Regions from separate parts of the Homo sapiens genome. Here region 1 is linked to region 2. A link is an interaction called in ENCODE POLR2A ChIA-PET data of the cell type or tissue named here. Cell type or tissue: K562. All regions are shown on one strand.

What was found. Peaks named below come from ENCODE experiments on the same cell type or tissue, not always from the same donor. Only the 100,000 strongest peaks of a DNase experiment are listed, where the experiment ranks them.
Region 1: POLR2A ChIA-PET joins it to region 2 with 5 read pairs; 5 of 35 experiments call an interaction of 5 or more read pairs at or near these places.

Annotation. Positions count from the first base shown.
Region 1 is chr17:60,160,232-60,162,731 of GRCh38, forward strand. It overlaps a transcript of CA4 not described here. Among named protein-coding and RNA genes, the nearest start is that of CA4, 12 kb to the left of the region's middle. RefSeq lists a silencer at 1,377-1,671. In K562, no CTCF peak of the experiment used is centred here; a DNase peak (open chromatin) is centred at 1,510; H3K27me3 peaks cover 208 bases.
Region 2 is chr17:60,345,707-60,348,206 of GRCh38, forward strand. All of the region lies in intron 1 of USP32 (ubiquitin specific peptidase 32), which reads right to left. Among named protein-coding and RNA genes, the nearest start is that of USP32, 45 kb to the right of the region's middle. In K562, no CTCF peak of the experiment used is centred here; no DNase peak of the experiment used is centred here.

The sequences.
Region 1 (2,500 bases), 190 kb before region 2:
GGGTGAAAGGGTGTCATGTGTGGGGATGGCCTAGGCAAGGTGGGCGAAAGGAAGTTCATTTGTTTGCTCAAAAATTTATTGAGCGTTTATGCTCTAGGCACTGGGGATATGGCAGAGAATAAAAGACAAAAATGCCTGCCCTCCTGGAGTTCACAGTCTAGTGGAGAGACAGCCCATAAATGAAGCAGGCATGTTGTCTAATAGATCGGGAGGCAGTGAGTGCATGGGAGAAAGAGAATTCAGGGCAGGGGGCCGGGCGCAGTGGCTCATGCCTGTAATTCCAGCACTTTGGGAAGCCGAGGCGGGCAGATCACCTGAGGTCAGGGGTTTGAGACCAGCCTGGCCAACGTGGCGAAACACCGTCTTTACTAAAAATACAAAAATTAGCTGGGCATGGTGGCGGGTGCCGGTAATTCAGCTATTCAGGAGGCTGAGGCAGGAGAATTGAGGCAGAGTTTGCAGTAAGCCAAGATTGAACCACTGCACTCCAACCTGGGTGACAGAGAGAGACTCTGTCTCAAAAAAAAAAAAAAAGAGAGAATTCAGGGCAGGGAAGGTGGGAAGCCCTGGGGGAAGGGGCGGCTGGGAGGAGGCCAGAGATGGAGGCCTCTGGAGACTGCAAATGTTGAGGTGCGGCAGGGAGGGAGCCTTCCAGAGAAACAGCAGGGAGGAGTAGAGGGAGGGAGGGAGGGAGGAAGCAGGGGGAGGGGAGGCAGGAGAGTGAGGTGGAGGGCATTGGTTTGGAGCAGGGAGGGGAGCTATAGAGGTGAAGGCAGAACGCAGGGACAGTTCAGGGGCTGCCGCAGTGCCCAGGAGCTGATCTGCTGATGGGTTAGCAGTGAGATATGAGGGAGAGCTCATGGGGGTGTCCAAGGGTGTGGGGCTTGGTCCCTTGGGACTTGTCAGGAAAGTCCCCACCACCACGGTGATTACATCTCTAATGGGTTGTTTTCCCTCCTGTGGCCAGAGGGAAGTGGAGGGAGAGACTGGGAGGAGGCTGGTGAGAGGGGGTCCAGGACACCAGAATGAGAAGGAAAGAAGGGGACCCACGCGGTCCCCAAGCCAGGTCAGGCCCCAGGTGCCAGGAACTGAGGGCCCGCAGCTGTCAGACCTCATCATCAGGAGTAGGACTGGATTTTGGAATTCGTGAGCCTTGGAGTGGGGTTGGCTGAGTGAATGGGGCACCCAGGTTTCCCTGGCTGGGTGAGGACCCCTTTGGCAGGCTGAGAGTCCGGAGGTAGAGAGCTTCCTCACAGGAAGGCGTGCCCACCAGGAGGGCACTGAGGGATTCCATCACCTGGTTCTAGAATCCCTCGCTGGCTGTGGGAGGGGAGCTGGTGGGAGAAGGTGGTCTCTAAGCCTTCTCTCACCCCGAGCCCCCCATGCCCCTGACCACCCCCAGTCAGCCCAGGGAGAGGAGAGACGGCTGCTCCCCTCCCTCCTCCCTTTCCCTCCGTCTTCCCTTTTGTAACCAAAAATAAGTCCCCCCTCCCTTCCCTGGTGACCACGCAGCTGTGGGGGAGGGGTGGTATTGCTGTTGCCATGGCAACCGCAGGCCGCCTGTCAGCGGGGGGTGTGTGGACGCAGAACCTGGAACCTGTTCTTTGGTTCCCACACAGACTGCAGGGGATCTAAGCTGCCCCCCAAAGGATCAGGGCTCTGAGGTCAGAATGGCCCCTCCCAGCTCCCCAATGGCACTGCATCCCCACCCCCATCCCTGCCCTCCAGGCAACCTTAGTGAATAATGTGGCAGCAGGACCAGGAAGTCCTGGCCTTTCCAACCTAAGGCAGAAGGTGTTCGACCCTCCCCATCCCCCTGGTCCCTAAATCATAAATCCGGCCAGCAGGAGCCAGAACGGGCACAGCTTGTCCAGGGCCTGGGGCTCTGGCCACCTCCCATGTCCTGCCTGCCCTCCCTGCGGCCCAGAGGCCACAGCAGGTGCTGCCAGCACTCAACTCCCAGCCAAGTCACCAGGGCCAGTCACAGCAGAAGTGGGCAGCTCACCCCGGGCACTGGCCCCCACCTCCCGAGGCCGCCACTGATGGCATTCCTTCCTGTGAACATGCGTGTGTTCATGACGAGCTTCCTGTTTTTAGTAAATTCACTCCCTCCATGCGGCCTCCACCACCCCCAGCAGACCCCCACCCTGGGGATGGTGGCTCTGAGTTCCCTGTGCCCAGTCTGGCCTGGCTTCTGAGACAGTTCCCTCTGAGGGCGAGGGAGGAGAACCCCCTTATTCACAAAGAGGGTCCAGCCTGGCCCCTGAGCCCTCCTTTCATTCATTTCTGAGGCCCCGTGGGTGACTGCATGGGGTACACACACACACACACACACACACACACACACACACACACACCAGCCTTCACTCCTTCACTGTAGCTGGCCAGGCCTGGGGAAGGCTCACAGGCTGATGGTTTTGCCTGCACCCTGACTTCTCTGAGGGTCACTGGCCGGCACTCAGCACAGCATAAAGCACATTCTGGGGTGCCCATCGTGTTC
Region 2 (2,500 bases):
CACAGTGGCTCACGCCTATAATCCCAGTACTTTGGAAGGCCAAGGCAGGCGGATCACTTAAGGCCAGGAGTTCAAGATCAGCCTGGACAATGTGGCGAAACCCCATCTCTACAAAAAAAACAAAAATTAGCTGGGCATGGTGGTGCATGCCTATAATCCCAGCTACTTGGGAGGCTGAGACACGATAATCACTTGAACCTGGGAGATGGAGGTTGCACTGAGCCAAGACCATGCCGCCGCACTCCAGCATGGACAACAGAGCGAAACTCTGTCTCAAAAAAATAAATAAATAAAAAGAAAAAAAAAGAAAAATTGGCAAGCATTACACTTCTTTTTTGGTTAAATAAAACTCTATGACATTTAGTCATAATTCTAATATTTTCAAATCTAATTTAGAAAATAAGTATAATTTTTTTTTTTTAAGAGATGGGTCTCGCCATGTTGCCCAGGCTGGTCTTGAACTCCTGGGCTCAGGCAGTCCTCCCACCTTGGCCTCCAGAAATGCTGAGATTAAAAGCATGAGCCAGCACGCCAAGCCAAAATTCTTAACATTCAATTTTCAAAAGACAAAACTTTAATATAGGCATACAAATTTTAGGCAGGGGCAAAGAAGTAACAAATATTTCAAATTAGCAGGTAAGCTAAATGCCACTGGATTCTGGCATTAATGTTTTCAGCAGCAATACATTAATCTCCTTTGTGATAAAAATTATATTATTTGTACTCCTTGAGCACATCTCTATCCATATGGAGAACAGTCTTCAAGTTTAGCTTGGATTTTGTCATTATTTAAAAAGAAAATAGTTCATAAACAGATGATATTAACAAACTAAAATTTTTAGATACTTATTATCAAAAACAAAAAAATTACTGAGCCATTACTTTATTTTATGCATTGAAAACTTTTTTTCACTATATGGAACAATCTCTATCTACAAGAACAAAGAAATAAACACCCTTTACTATTACATGATCAGTACCACAATCACAATAGAGGCACAGAAATGGTACCTTTGACCCATGCTAGAGAAAACAGAGAATTCTTCCAGATGAAGATAATTACATTAAATTTTAAAGGCTAAACCAAGCAAAATGAACAAGGATATGCTGGTCAGAAATTACAGTTTGCTTCAAAGTACAATGAAGTATAAAAATGTATCATAAAAGTATCTTACTACAGCAAAGCACGGAGTAGCAAACGATAAACCTAGAGAGGCAGCAAGACCAAGTCACAGAGACTCTGTCCTGTCATAAGGAAGGGACACAGTCAGATACAACTCAGATAAAAACTGCAGGCAGACGAGAAAAAAACACAGTGAGATATAATTCAGATAGCTCACTCTACCAATAACAAAGAGAACAGAACAAATCTGGAAGCAATAGCCTGCTACTACAAGAAAAGGAGCTAAATTTGGGAAATATCCAGAGGGTCAGTAGAACTTGAAGCTAGACTGAGAGTAGAAGCAGTACTGGGAAGCTTTTTTTTTTCTTTTTTTGAGACAGAGTCTCACTCTGTCACCCAGGCTGGAGTGCAGTGGCATGATCTCAGGTCACTGCAACCTCTGTCTCCCAGGTTCAAGCAATTTGCCTGCCTCATCCTCCCAAGTACCTGGGAATACAGGTGCGCACCACCACACCTGGCTCATTTTTTTTTTTTTTTTTTATGAGACGGCATCTTGCTCTGTCGCCCAGGCAGGAGTGCAGTGGCACGATTTCTGCTCACTGCAAGCTCCGCCTCCCAGGTTCATGCCATTCTCCCGCCTCAGCCTCCCGAGTAGCTGGGACTACAGGCGCCCGCCACCACGCCCAGCTAATTTTTTGTATTTTTAGTAGAGACAGGGTTTCACTGTGTTAGCCAGGATGGTCTCGATCTCCTAACCTCGTGATCCACCCGCCTCAGCCTCCCAAAGTGCTGGGATTACAGGCGTGAGCCACCGCGCCCGGCCTACACCTGGCTAATTTTTGTATTTTTAGTTTCACCATGTTGGCCAGGCTGGTCTTGATCTCCTGACCTCAAGTGATCTGCCCACCTTGACTGGGATTACAGGCTTGAGCCACCGCACACAGCCAGTACCGAGAAACTTCAAGGATTATGTTATTATGTAGACAGAGAATGTAAGAATAAGTCAGGAAAGGCTGGGCGCAGTGGCTCACGCCTGTAATCCCAGCACTTTGGGAGGCTGAGGCGGGCGGATCACGAGGTCAGGAGATCCAGACCATCCTGGCTAGCACAATGAAACCCCGTCTCTACTAAAAATACAAAAAATTAGCCAGGCCTGGTGGCGGGCACCTGTAGTCCCAGCTACTTGGGAGGCTGAGGCAGGAGAATGGCGTGAACTCGGGAGGCGGAGCTCGCAGTGAGCCAAGATAGCGCCACTGCACTCCAGCCTGGGCAACAGAGCGAGACCCCGTCTCAAAAAAAAAAAAAGAGTAAGTCAGGAAAAAAGATGATAAACTTTTTTAAGGATACTGAATATGGGAAACCTTGGAAAATGCAATG